Linked DNA regions of Homo sapiens: region 2 is linked to region 1. A link is a contact called in ENCODE Hi-C or POLR2A ChIA-PET data. All regions are on one chromosome and are shown on one strand. Each heading gives the region's core, a stretch centred on a gene start or an enhancer-like site at or near the end of the contact. The rest is flanking DNA. Distances are from core to core; before and after follow the strand shown. Region 1 has its middle 18 kb from the start of PSD4. Region 2 overlaps PSD4 (pleckstrin and Sec7 domain containing 4).

Evidence for each region. A loop is a pair of places that touch in the nucleus more often than their neighbours do. ChIA-PET counts read pairs that join two places held with the same protein, here RNA polymerase II (POLR2A). Pooled maps may share reads with other maps.
Region 2: a map of PC-3 shows a loop between it and region 1 (7-fold over the local background). The contact joins two enhancer-like sites. A Hi-C loop is called at or near these places in 24 of 168 maps with a recorded cell type or tissue (B cell, CD14-positive monocyte, CD4-positive, alpha-beta memory T cell and 19 more), 2 of 37 single-sample maps with no recorded cell type and 16 of 50 pooled maps. POLR2A ChIA-PET finds 5 or more read pairs at or near these places in 30 of 52 experiments (A549, B cell, BJ and 24 more).

Annotation. Positions count from the first base shown.
Region 1 is chr2:113,152,392-113,159,333 of GRCh38, forward strand. No RefSeq gene overlaps it. Among named protein-coding and RNA genes, the nearest start is that of PSD4, 18 kb to the right of the region's middle. RefSeq lists a silencer at 4,671-5,200. Within about 2 kb of position 4,625, at least 18 of the 41 ENCODE cell types and tissues checked have a DNase peak (open chromatin) inside an H3K27ac peak, as active enhancers do; they include HCT116, PC-3, adrenal gland and 4 more, where a contact is called at or near this core.
Region 2 is chr2:113,195,105-113,201,826 of GRCh38, forward strand. It overlaps PSD4 (pleckstrin and Sec7 domain containing 4), which reads left to right. Exons shown (of 17, transcript NM_012455.3): 11 at 623-666; 12 at 1,043-1,203; 13 at 2,460-2,530; 14 at 2,643-2,809; 15 at 3,636-3,780; 16 at 3,979-4,122; 17 at 6,054-6,722. The coding sequence ends at 6,311. Among named protein-coding and RNA genes, the nearest start is that of PSD4, 24 kb to the left of the region's middle. RefSeq lists a silencer at 4,085-4,374. Within about 2 kb of position 4,092, at least 24 of the 41 ENCODE cell types and tissues checked have a DNase peak (open chromatin) inside an H3K27ac peak, as active enhancers do; they include HCT116, PC-3, adrenal gland and 4 more, where a contact is called at or near this core.

The DNA.
Region 1 (6,942 bases), core at 3,375-5,874:
TTTGTCATTTTAATATGACCTTTTTTATTTCTGGTAATTTGCTTGTATTAAAGCCTACTTTGTCTAAAATTCATATTATATAGTATATTTTCCCTATACTTTTACTTTCAACTAGTCTGGGTTTTTATATTTAACGTGTGTCTTGTAAACACAGTATAGTTGGGTCTTGTTTTCTTAGCCTATTTGACAGGTCTATCTTTTATTTAGGGTATTTAGTGTAATTATTGATACATTTTCTATCTTGCTATTTGTTTTATGTGTCCTCCCTCTTCTTAATTTTTTCTTACTTCCCTGACCTCTCTTGGGTAAGCTATTTTTCAGTGATAATTTTTATATCTTCTACTGGATTTTAGTCTGAATTAATATTATAAAATATCATACACAACATAAAAATCTTACAATGTACTTCCATTTTTCTTCCCCTTCTGTGCTTTGTGCTTTTCTTGTTATACATCTTGCTTCTATAAATGCCACAAATCTCCCAAAATCTTACTATTTTTGCTTTAGTCAATGAACTTTTAAATAACTTAATACAAACGTGAAAAAGTATTTTATATTTATCCATATATTTATCATTCCCACTGCTCTTCATTGCTTCACTGTAGATTATAATTTTTATTTAATATCATTCCCTTTATCTTGAATAATTTATTTACTTTTCATATAATACTGTCGGATTTTATTTATTTGAAGATGTCTTACTTCCTATTTACAAATTTTTTAGGGGATAAAGTCACTGTAAGTTGCTAGCTTTTTTCCTTTTAGCACTTTAAAGATGATATTCCATTCTGGCTCGGCCTGGTGGCTTACGCCTGTAATCCCAGCACTTTGGGAGGCCGAGGCCGGGGGATCACTTGAGGCCAGGAGTCCGAGAGCAGCCTAACAGCATGGCGAAACCCTGTCTCTATCAAAAATATGAAAATTAGCCAGGCATGGTGGCGTGCACCTGTAATCGTAGCTACTTGGGAGGCTGAGGCAAGGTAATCACTTGAACCTGGGAGGCAGAGGTTGTAGTGAGCCGAGCTTGCACCACTGCACTCCAGCCTGGGAGACAGAGCAAGACTCCATCTCAAACAAACAAACAAACAAAACAACATTTTGTCCTCTGGCCTACATGGTTTCTGATGAAAAATTATCCGTCATTCCTGTATGCAATGTACATTTTTTTATTTGGTTGCTTTTAAGAGTTTTATCTTTATCTCTGTTAAGTCAGTAACTGTGAAAGGGTCTGAGTTTTTATTCTGCTTGCAAGCTAACTAGATAACCCATCACAATTTCATAGATTCTAATAGAAGATGGTGGAAGACAATTTATTACTCACAGCAGCAGTAATACACAGACTCCTTGAGCCCCACTTTTTTTTTTCTTTTTTTTTTGAGACAGAGTCTCGCTGTGTCGCCCAGGCTGGAGTGCAAAGGCGCGATCTCGGCTCAATGCAAGCTCCACTTCCCGGGTTCAAACAATTCTCCTGCCTCAGCCTCCAGAGTAGCTGGGATTACAGGCGCCCGCCACCACGCCCGGCCTTGAGCCCCACTTTCTACAGGGACTTGTGATGAGCTCCATATGTTACCTGAACACATAGTGAAGCACATTACGAAAAGGGACCCTGGTCGGGCGCGGCGGCTCACGCCTGTCATCCCAGCACTTTGGGAGGCCGAGGCGGGCGGATCACGAGGTCAGGAGATTGAGACCATCCTGGCTAACACGGTGAAACCCCGTCTCTACTAAAAATACAAAAAATTAGCCAGGCATGGTGGCGTGCACCTGTAATCGTAGCTACTTGGGAGGCTGAGGCAAGGGAATCACTTGAACCTGGGAGGCAGAGGTTGCAGTGAGCCGAGATGGTGCCACTGCACTCCAGCCTGGGTGACAGAGCGAGACTCCGTCTTAAAAAAAAAAAAAAAAAAAAGGGACCCTAATATTAGGAGGCCCTGAACTTACACAGGGGCTGTTGGCAAACCTGCCCAGGCTTCCCCCTGGAGGGCAAAAGTTGGGATGTCTCTTCATTCTGGGGTAATAAAGATACAGATATCGCCTTCATTGATGTGGATTTATTTATATTCCTTTTGGCACTTTATTTAAAAAATGGTTATATTTCTGCTGAAATGCCTGGTTTCTTTACCCGTTATATCTATATTTTGCTGAAAGTGTTTTTTAACCATATTTATCATAGTTTTTCTTTTTAATTCCTTGTCTTTTGATCCCAATATCTTGGTCACCTGTGGGTCTATTTCGATTGATTTTTTTCTCTTGACTATGGCTCACATTTTCCTGCTTTTTTGAATGTCTAATAATTTTTTGTCATATGATGAACATTGTGAATGATACATTGTAGATGCTCTGCATTCTATTTTCCTTTGAAGAGTGTCAAGTTTTGTTCTAACAGTAAGTTAAATTATTGAAAACTCACCTTGGTTTTGTGGAGATTTGGTTTTGTGCTTTGTTTGGATGAATTTCTTTTGGTTTTGTCCCTAATTCTAGGGTATATCCCTTAATGCTGGGATGCAGTCTTTCCTGCTAAGGGGTGGTCATTCTAGGGTTTCAGTGGAAAGCACAATAGAACCAAGTCCCTCTCAGATGGTGGAACTTTCCCAGAGACGGTAACTAACTGCTCAGATCTCTGCTCACTATTGATCTCCTTCAGGTTATCTAGATTCTTCCTCCTTGCATTGTTCATTCAGGAATCTGCCAAGAGTTTAAAGGAGTTTGCATGTAGTTGTTGGGCTTCTGTTCTTTGTGGCTCCCTCCTTCAGGATTTCCCCCCTCAAAGACATCCCACTCAGCCTCCCAAGTTTACAATTTACAAGTGTACCTCACACTACTGCTTATATTCCCTGCTAGCTGCAAGCTCTTGGAGTTTTCAGTTCATTGTTTTAACCAGTGCTTGGCATATATACAGTAGGTGAATACTGAAGTGAATATTTGTAGAGTGAAGAAATGAACTAATAAGTTATAGGATTATTAAACCTAGCATCAGATCCCCATCTAAAAAGATTAAGCAGTAGTGTTGCACATTGATTTAGAGCAAGGGTCCCCAATCCCCTGTTCATGGCCTGTTAGGACCATGTTGGGGGTGGGGGATTGAGAGCAAAGCTTCATCTGCATTTACAGGCACTCCCCATTGCTTGTATTACCACCTGAGCTCCACCTCCTGTCAGATCAGCTGCGGCATTAGATTCTCATGGGAGTGCAAACACTATCGTGAACTGTGTGTGCGAAGGATCTATGTTGTGCATTCCTTATGAGAATCTAGTGCTTGATGATGTGTCGCCGTCTCCTATCACCCCTAGATGGGATTGTCTAGTTTCAGGAAAACAAGCTTAGTGCTCCCACTGATTCTACATTATGGTGAGTTATAAAATCATTTCATTATATATTACAATGTAATAATAACAGAAATAAAGTGCACACAATAAATGTAAGGTGCTTGAATCATCCTGAAACACCATCCACTCCCACCTCCCCTATCTGTGGAAGAATTGCCTTCCACAGAAACCAGTCCCTCCCTGGTGCCAAAAAGGTTGCAGACTGCTGATTTAGAGCATGGTCTTTGGGTCTTGCCTGATTGCCTGTCCGTGCGTCCTTGATCAGGTTACTCAGCCTCTCTGTGCCTCAGTTTCCTCATGAGGTGTAAAGCTTCCTAACTCATAGGGTTGCCGTGAGGATTAAATGTTTTAGGACAGCTTATTGCCTAGCACTCAATAAATATTAGGTGTTATCATGGTTGTTGCTGCTTGTAGAGAGCCTGGTCAGCTTCATTTTAGCAGCATCAAATCAAGAAATGGACCTCTCTAGGTTGCCAATTCCTAGGGGAGCTAAAATGTTCACTAGATATTGTGAATAAATGTGAACTTTCAAGAGCCAATTCTTCAAGATGGATCCTGAGTGGCTAACTCGGCCTAAATCTGTTTTATTTTATTTTATTTTTCCGTTTTTACATGTCAAATAACTGGACTGTATTGGTCTAAATTCAAAATAGAGCCAAGTGGTCACTTGCTGACTAAAGGTCACATATGCTGAGCTCTCTGGAAACCAGCACCTTCTTGTTTCTGGGATTTTCAGAGCTCACCTGAACCAACCAATCAGAGCTCACCTGCCTTGGCCAATCAGGGCTCAGCTGTATCACCCAGTCAGGACTCAGATGTATTGATCGATCAGAAGTTGGCCTTGTAAAGCAATCAGAACTAAGCAAATTTCAAACCTTCATTTGCACAGGAAACCTGTGTGGGACCATTTGCTATGAAACCCGAGCCTTCCCTTTGTTCTTTGGAAGGGCACCTTTGTTTTACAATAAAGGTTGTGCCTCTCCAGTTTACAAACTGCTTACTGGAAGATTCCTTCTGGAGAACTTTTATTCACAATATACAGGAAATATGGAATCATTTAACTCAAAATGTCATTATACGGTGCCTTACATAGTTACAGAAATAGAAACCAGATAGTGCCATCAAGGGTGATATTGAAAAATAATAGCGTCTCGCCAATGACAACCTGTTCTGAGCTTATGTTTGCTAAAATAGATTGAGTGTAAAATCACAGCTATTTGCTTCTGTGCCACCAATCCCCAAACCAACTAGTGAATGTTCACCGTAAGCCAACAGTTACAGACAGGTGAAATTTGGAAATCAAATAATGCAACTTTTTCTTGTGCCCAGTGAATGGTAAATGAACAAGGGGTTTGTAGGGACTCCAGACAGTCCCTGTCAAGGCTCACGCGTATCTGGGGCGGGCCTCAGTTTCCGGTTCAGGTACTGGAAAAATAACCGGAGGGCTTTGCAGAGCCTGCGGCCCGGTAGCGCACAGGCCAGACGACGGCGCCGTGCGGGGCGCGCAGGAGGTACCCGGCCTGCCCGGCGGCCCAGCCCGGCGCCACAGCGGTCAGACCAGTCCCACAGCTTCGCCCCCGCCACCCCCAACCCCGGCCCGGCCTCAGCCCGCCCCTCCCCGCCCTGCGCCGCCGCCCGCCCGCCTGCGCTCCCGGAAACCGAGTCCCTCCTGCGAGCGCGCAGAGCCGGACTGGCCCAGCCCCCCGCGCGCGCAGCCGAGGCCCCGCAGCTCTCGCCGCCCCCAGCCGGCGCCTGGGCGCGGGGCCGTGGGGCGCGCGGGCCCGCGGGAGGCCGGAGCAGGAGCCCGGCGGGAAATGGGTAAGGGACCACGGGGAGGCCTGGGCCGGGCGGGGGCACCCCCGGCCGTCGCCGCCCTCGACGGTGACCGTGTGCCGTGCAGCGCTCTCGCCACGCCGGCGAGCACCTGCGGAGCGGCTGTCGCTGAGGGTTAGGGTCCCTGGAGCCGGAGAGAGGGTTGAGAGCGAGCAGGGGACCCTGAGGATCCAGCCTAACCGAGCGGCGGAGACTGGGACGGCAAGGGGACGCTGTCTCCACTGAAGGAGTCAGCCTGGGCTCTCTCGCCGCGGGCGACTCCAGCCGCGCTGTTGGATCCTGGCTCCAAGCCCCGCTGGCTGGCGAGCAGGAGGAGCCCTTAAAGCCATCCAGGTGTCAGAATCAGGCGACACTGAGGGCTTTGCTCCTAATCTGTCATGGCCCTGTGCCTCAGTGGTTTCTGGTGCTCATGACCAGGCCAGGCTGTGGCCCCGGCTTGGTGGGAGCTGCCCCCCCGGGACTGCACTGGGCTAGAGGACCAGGCAGCTCTTCTCTACCCCCTTGGGTGCTGGCCCTCCTCCTAGGTGTGTCTAGCAAGAAAGTATGAGAGATTTCTGGGAAGGTAAAAAGTGTCTGCACAGCTGACAAACTCATATCCCTCTAGGATTTCTTTTTGGCTCTAGAATTGTCTAGCTCATCTTTTCTGTAGGATGATGGAGCTAAGAATGTGAGTGAGTTCTTTGCTGGATTTTTCCACGCTGCAGGATGGACTTGCTGCTCTGGTCAATGCACTCGCCAGACCTCTGTGTCCATGGTCCGCATGTCTAGGTCAGGGGACCAGTATCAAAGTGAAGACTGGGCAAGTAAGCCCCACCTGCCCTTGAACCTCAGGCTTGGCCCCTCCCGAGGCCCAGAGCTGATTGAATGTTAATTAGCAACTAATTGGATGTCCATGAGACTCTCTACATAAAGAACACACCAAGGTCAGGTTTAGACAGTGTGTAGTGCCAAGTGATTCATTCTTTTCTTCCAGACGTGATATTTCCTGTATGTGAAGCATATAAAGAAGAGTCATTCATTCACTCATCTAGCAGATATTTACTGAGTGTCAACTACGAATCAGGCATGCAGGCACTGCGAATACTACTGCTCTTATTTGCATATGGGTTGGAAAGAGAAAATAAGCAAGTAAGCTGTTGAATGACATTATTTCAGAGAGCAATAAATGCTGAAAACACAAAACTGAAAAATTCCCAAAAAGAGGGATATGGGGCATGACAGTGAAACGTATAAGAGAAATTGGGCCTTAACTAGAAAGTGTAGCAAACAGACTTTCTAAATTAGGTGGGAAAATGGTCTCATGTTCAGGTCCTCAAAATCTAGGGGCACAGAATGAGGTGCCCTCTGTTCCTATCAGCAGGGAGTTATAAGCTGCTTATAAAGGATCAGTGAGAAATGAACTAGTGGTGAGTAGCCCCTCTCTAAGAGTATGTTTCTTATTGGGAAGCTTAAATCTAAGACAGAGATTAAGATTCCCAGAAAACATGGTCTATTGACTCACTCACTCATTTGTATATTTATTCAACAAATATTTATTGAAGGCCTGTATGTCCCAGGCACTATTCCAGGTTTTAAGGATACATCAGTGAACAAGACAATCCTGCATCTCACAGAGCTTATTTCTTGTGGGAGAAACAGACAATAAACAACATAGCAATTTTAATGTCGTGTCAGATGAAGGATCTGAAGAAAAGCAAGGCAGCTTAAGGGGTTAAAGTTGATAGGGGCTGCTGTGTTCAACAGAGTAGTCAGGACAGGCTGTGCTTAGATGAAATTTGAGCAG
Region 2 (6,722 bases), core at 2,842-5,341, 42 kb after region 1:
AACTAGTTAAGGCCTCAGTAAGCATGGGCAGGACAGGGACTTGTCTGCCCTGGTCATCATCTTTTTTTTTTTTTTGAGATGGAGTCTCATCCTGCACTGTCGCGGGAGTGCAGTGGTGTGATCTTGGCTCACTGCAACCTCCGCCTCCCGGGTTCAAGCAATTCTCTTGCCTCAGCCTCCTGAGTAGCTGGGATTACAGGTGTGCACCACCACGCCCAGATAATTTTTTGTATTTTTAGTAGAGACAGGGTTTCATCATGTTGGCCAGGCTGGTCTCGAACTCCTGACTTCAAGTGATCCACCCGCCTCGGCCTCCCAAAGTGCAGGGATTAGAGGTGTGAGCCACTGTGCCTGGCAGGTCATCTTTATGTCTCTAGCACCCAGCATAGTGCTTGTTGCTGGGAAATACTCCAGAAATACTTTGTTGCACGGATGGATGGATGGATGGATGGATGGATGGATGGATGGATGGATGCTTGCTTACTCAAGGAGGAAGGGCACCTATGTTGTGGGTGGAGGAGGCAGGCTGTACACATGCCCCTATCCTACCTCTGCCAGACAAAGAGACTTTAGGCTCCACAGCCCTGAGGCTCCCCTGCCCACCTGTGTGCTTCTGTTCCAGGCCCTCTACTGGTCTATCCGCAGCGAGAAGCTCGAGTGGGCCGTGTGAGTGAGACTCCCTTTCCCCTCTCCCTCTCACCCCTCTCCCCTGTCTTTGGACTGTCCTCCCTCTGTCACCCACCCGAGAGTTAGAGAAACTCAGATAGTGCTCCCCTTGGAGTGAGGCAAAGCCAGAGGCAGGGCTCTGGGGAGAGAGCATAGAGGAGCCCAAGTAATACCGGAGGGCCAGAGGTAGTGGGGCGTGGGGTATGGCAGAATTTTCAGGAATTGATGGGTTCACTGTGAAGGAGGACTCCTTGTGGGGGGTCCTGGGGTGTGGCTTCCCAGGAAAAGAGAGGTTGCTAAGGCTCTGGGAGGCAATGGATACCTCCCAGTTCTCTTTGCATAGTCAGCACTTCCAGCCCGATTCTCTGATGTTCAGGGATGAAGAAGACACAGCCAGACCTGAGAAGGCCCAGCCGTCCCTGCCAGCTGGCAAGATGAGCAAGCCCTTCCTTCAGCTGGCTCAGGATCCCACAGTGCCCACCTACAAGCAGGGCATCCTGGCTCGGAAAATGCATCAAGATGCAGACGGCAAGAAGAGTGAGTGTCTGCTGCCCACAAACAGGGTGGCGTGCTGGGAGCAGCCCTGCTCAGGGACCTGTGCCGATGCATGCACAGGTGTGCAGAGAGACAGCCCGCGTTGAGGACAGGCAGCCAGCCCATGTTCCTTCCTCAGTGCGTACTGAACAGTGACCATGTGCTGGATGCTGTGTGAGGCACTAGAGGGTAGGTAGGAGAACCCAGACAAAACAGGCCTAGTTATTCCTGGGCCCCAGAGTCCCTGTAGTAAGGTAGAGATTAGACAAGTGTGTCAATGTCTGCGAAAAAAATGTAGCAAGAGCTGAGTGTCTAGGGGCTGAATCAAGTGAGGAGAAAAAGGTTTTTGGTTTTGTTTTGGAAGCGGGATGTGGCTACAGGGAGAGGTAAGGCTTCTGGTAAGTGATGGTATCTGCGCTGAACTTTGGAGGAGAAGAGGGTCTGGAATTTGGAAGCTGGGCAGAGGGCATCCCCCACAGAGAAAACAGCAAGCCGAGTTTGCTCAGAACATGGGGTGTGTGAAAGGGAGGTACACTTGAGGCAAAATTGCCAGGGCCTGCATTTGGGCCTTATTCCACAGGCAGCTGAAGGCTTTTGATTATGGCACCAACATGTCCAGAGTGGTGATCTCAGCAGACTAATGTGCAAGCACAGATTGAATAGGCTGGGGCGACCAGGATGGGAACTAGCATTGGCTGTGAAGCCGCCGGGGCCCTAGGGCTGCCTTTTGTCCAAGGAGCTTAGAATGGATCTTACCACACAAGACCAGGGTGGAGAGGTAGGGGGAAAAGAGGGCAGGTGGTGCTCAGAGTGGGGTACACAGGGAAGGGCACCCCAAAGCTGGGCTCTGCGCCCTTGAGCCCCTCTAGATGGGTATGCAAGGTCAAGATCATCCTGCAGGGACTAGAAAGCTGTCTGGGAGGAGCTGTGTTTGTGCCTGGGTGTTTGCCACTACTTGGGGTAGTGGGTGTGTGTTTGGAGTTGGAGAGAAGATGATATGTATGAATATCTATATTTGGATGTGAGTGGTTCTATGGTTTTGTTTCCAGCGGGCATTGCCTGTGTGTGGAGAGACTCTATATGTTTGTTTACGATTGTATGTGTTTTCTTGTGTTGGCATGTTCTGCATTTGTGTGCATCCTGGTGAGAGACTGGAGGTGGTGTGAGGGACAGGGGGCATATGCACACTTGCGTGTGTCTGAGTGTGTCTGGATGCTGGTGCCCCCACCTACAACATTTGTGTTCTGTTCCTGGAACAGCGCCATGGGGCAAGCGTGGCTGGAAGATGTTCCACACCTTACTGCGAGGGATGGTTCTCTACTTCCTGAAGGTAGGAAAGGAGCCAACACCCCTGTCAGAATGGGAGACTGAGAGAGGCCCAGAACAGTCTGGAGGGTGGGCAGCTGATGATAACCTCTTCTCTGAGCCCCTGTGACTGGTAGCAGGGAGAAGACCACTGTCTGGAGGGGGAGAGCTTGGTGGGGCAGATGGTGGATGAGCCCGTGGGGGTGCACCACTCGCTGGCCACCCCCGCCACGCATTACACCAAGAAGCCGCACGTCTTCCAGCTGCGCACGGCTGACTGGCGCCTCTACCTCTTCCAGGCACCGTAAGTCCCTGGGGTGGGAGACTGTGGCAAGGCCTTGCCCTGCCCTAGTTCTCTCTCCCCTGACCCTGCTGACACCTGAGGCTTGTGGGCCCCAGGGGGTCCTGGTGGGAATGGCCGTATGATCAGAAATTCTTAGAAAGCGGCAGCAGGAAGAGGAGCTGGGGACCAGGGATGAAGCCCAGGCATCGCCTACTTCCTCCCCATCCTTGGCCAACTTTGCCAGCACAGTATGCCTTTTCCTTGTCAGTGGGATAAAGCCTCCCAGTTCAGAACACAGGATTCCGGGAAGTTGCTAATGATTGACCATATCTGGCATTTGTTATGAAATCTGTCACCTTCTCAGATTGTCCTCTTTATTTTTTATTGTTTATTTTTGAGACAGAGTCTCGCTCTGTCGTCCTGGCTGGAGTGCAGTGACTCTCACCTCGGCTCACTGCAACCGCCGCCTCCCGGGTTCAAGCGATTCTCATGCCTGAGCCTCCCGAGTAGCTGGGATTAAAGGCGGGCGCCACCGCGCCTGGCTAATTTGTGTATTTTTAGTAGAGACGGGGTTTCACCCTGTTGACCAGGCTGGTCTCGAACTCCTGACCTCAGGTGATCCGCCTGCCAAGGCGTTGCCACCGCACCGGGCCTCCAAATTTTCCTCTTTATTGATAAGAAATGCCACGGTCAGAGGTCGGGTGCCCGGCTAGTGGCAGGGCTGTAACTATGGGAGGCTGAGTTCTGAGCAGCTGGCCAGCTGTGCAAGCAGCCACAGGAGGGGGCGGGAGGAGGGTGACAGGACGGACTCTGTGTCCCCGGGGACCAACGACCTCCTTTGCCCCAGCACTGCCAAGGAGATGAGCTCCTGGATCGCGCGCATCAACTTGGCTGCGGCCACGCACTCCGCGCCGCCCTTCCCCGCCGCTGTGGGCTCCCAGCGCAGATTCGTGCGGCCCATCCTGCCCGTGGGCCCCGCCCAGAGCTCCCTGGTACGGCCTCCGGGAAGGGGTGGGGTCCGGCGGAACTGGGAATGTGCACCTGGAGCCCCAGGACTAACTCGGGGAGGCTGGAGGCGGGCTGCGCACTTGGCCTGGGAACCGAGGCGGCCAGGGGGGCGGCGCGCCCGGGCCCGGAAAGCGGCGGAGGGGACGCCCGGGACAGCGCCCCTCACCGCCCGCTGCTCGCAGGAGGAGCAGCATCGATCCCACGAGAACTGCCTGGACGCTGCCGCGGACGACCTGCTGGATCTACAGAGGAACCTGCCGGAGCGGCGGGGCCGTGGCCGCGAGCTGGAGGAGCACCGCCTGCGGAAGGAGTACCTGGAGTACGAGGTGAGCGGCCGAGCCCACCTCCCCGCCGCTGCGCAGCGCCCTCTCCGCCCTCTCGTGGCCGCCTCGGTCCCTGCAGCCGTCACTGCCCTGACCGCGCCGGGGCGGGGAGAGGCGCTTGCGTGCGGGCGGGGCCCGCGTGCGCCGTCTGCAAAGGGGCGGGGGCTCCCACATGGACACCCGCGTGCACGGGCGTGCACAAAGAGTGTGTGTCCCCACGCACTTAGGCCTGTCGCCTCTCGTCCTGGGGGCACATAGCAGCTGCTTGTCTGGAAACACCCATAGCAGATGTTATTTTACAGTTTTCTTTTCTCCTAAGAGTATATTTGGCTTTTCCCAAGTTGAAGGGAAAACTGTATTTCAGCTCAACTGTTCCTTCTAATACCTACCAAATATTAATAGGTAGTATGGATGGAGCTTGTCTTCCTTGCATGGATTGTCTCATTCAATTAACAGCTCTGGGTAGGTCCTGTTATCCTCATTTTACAGATGAGGAAACTGAGGCACAGAGAAATTAAACTACTCTTCCAAATCTGGTAAATTTACATGCTGCTCTAAATGCCCCGTTTATGGTCTTAACTAAGAAATGACCGTGTTTTTTTGTTTTTGTTTTTGTTTTTGAGACAAAGTCTCGCTCTGTCGCCCAGGCTGGAGTGCAGTGGCTCGATCTCAGCTCCCTGCAACCTCCGCCTCCCAGGTTCAAGCGATTCTCCTGCCTCAGCCTCCCGAGTAGCTGGGATTACAGGTGTGAGCCACCACACCTGGATAAGTTTTGTATTTTTAGTAGAGACAGGGGTTCACCATGTTGGCAAAGCTGGACTTGAACTCCTGGCCTCAAGTGGTCTGCCTGCCTCAGCCTTCCAAAGTGCTGGGATTACAGGTGTGATCCACTGCCCCGGCCAGTAATGACTTTGTTGACTCTACAGCCCATGTTGAAATGTTTTATCCCTTAGTCTCCCCCAACCCTCACCCATCCACCCACACTCCCCAATTCTGCTTTGGTGTGACGTCAGTTCATCTGGGATCCTAACACTGGGTGCCTGCTTCAGGGATCCTGGGTGCCTGCTTAGGGTGAGGGCCCACTGGGCAGGAAGGGTAGGTGAATGCAATGTGAAAATAGAGGGAATCAGAGGCCACCCAGAGGCAGAGACCAGGAAGTGGGAGTCAACATCGCCTCCTGCCTGTCCCCGCTGTGCCCGCATGCAGCCCTCTGCCTGTCTTTCAAGGTCCCAGGCTATCCCTTGGCTTGTTGGTTGTATCCATGGCTGTGAACTCCCCACTTCTCAGAGGCCTCAGGGTGTGGCTGTGAGGACCCAACCTCTTCCTCCCACTGACCAGCTGGGACCTTTAACAAGTCACCAGCCCTCCCTTCCGCAATGATTTGTCCCCTCCCAGGGCTGGCATGAGGATCCAATGGGATGGAGGGTGAGGAAGCACTTTGTAAACTGGAAACCATATCCCAAGGATGCTAGCTGCAGGGGCCTCAGGAGTACAGTGTTAAGTAGATGAGGGTAGTTAGCATCATGCTCCACAGATGCCAATTGTTAAAATGCTATTTAGACCCAATTAGGGCTGTACAGATGTGAGCTGTTTGTGTGTAGGGCTGCAAAGATCTCAGGCATAGTGGGTGACACATCTTTTAGTGCCTCAAAGATGGAACATGGCATAGAGATGTTAGTTACAGCACTCCAAGGGGTTGGTTATTATTAGAACAGGGCTGGGCTGATATGTGTCATTATAATACTATCCAGAGGTGTGCTCTGCAGTCTGCTTATCCAAGCATTATACTGACACTCACGGTTGGTCCAGCCCTCTTTCTGTCGAGGTCTGTATCGCCATAGCTTCATGTACCTGTGAGCTGTCCCTCACGATTCTAGCCTCCTCCCAACCTGGAGCCAGGATGGTGCTAAGGTGGTGGGGCCTGTGTGTTGCAGAAAACCCGCTACGAGACCTACGTGCAGCTGCTGGTGGCCCGCCTGCACTGCCCCTCTGATGCTCTGGACCTGTGGGAGGAGCAGCTGGGGAGGGAAGCTGGAGGCACTCGGGAGCCCAAGCTCAGCCTGAAGAAGTCCCACTCGAGCCCGTCCCTGCACCAGGATGAGGCTCCCACCACGGCCAAGGTGAAGCGCAACATCTCAGAGCGCAGAACCTACCGGAAGATCATCCCTAAGCGGAACCGCAATCAGCTGTGAAGCCAGCACCACCTCAGAGACACTGTTCCCTGCTCCAGGGTAGACCTGAGATGAACCTCCCTGGAGGAGACTTATTTCAATGAGTCCACCATGACGGATGAGGCACCTCCTTTCCCTGCTGAAGGACAAACCTTGTTTCCCTGTGGCCCTCATTCTTGTGCTCCCTGAAGCTTTCCTAATATTGCTGTGCTCCCCACCACCCCCATGGCAGTCCCTCCGCAGCCCCAGTCCCTGGCCACGCCCAAGGGAAGAGGGAGGTGAGGACTTGACTTTCCTCCCAGAGCTCAGCCCATGTCACCCTCCAGGCCCCAGAATCCAGAGTGGCCTCATTTCCTAGACTTGCTGAGAACTCAGCACTTGTTTGAGAACCAGTGCTTATGTGGTGTGCCCTTGGCTTCTGGGGGAGAGCTT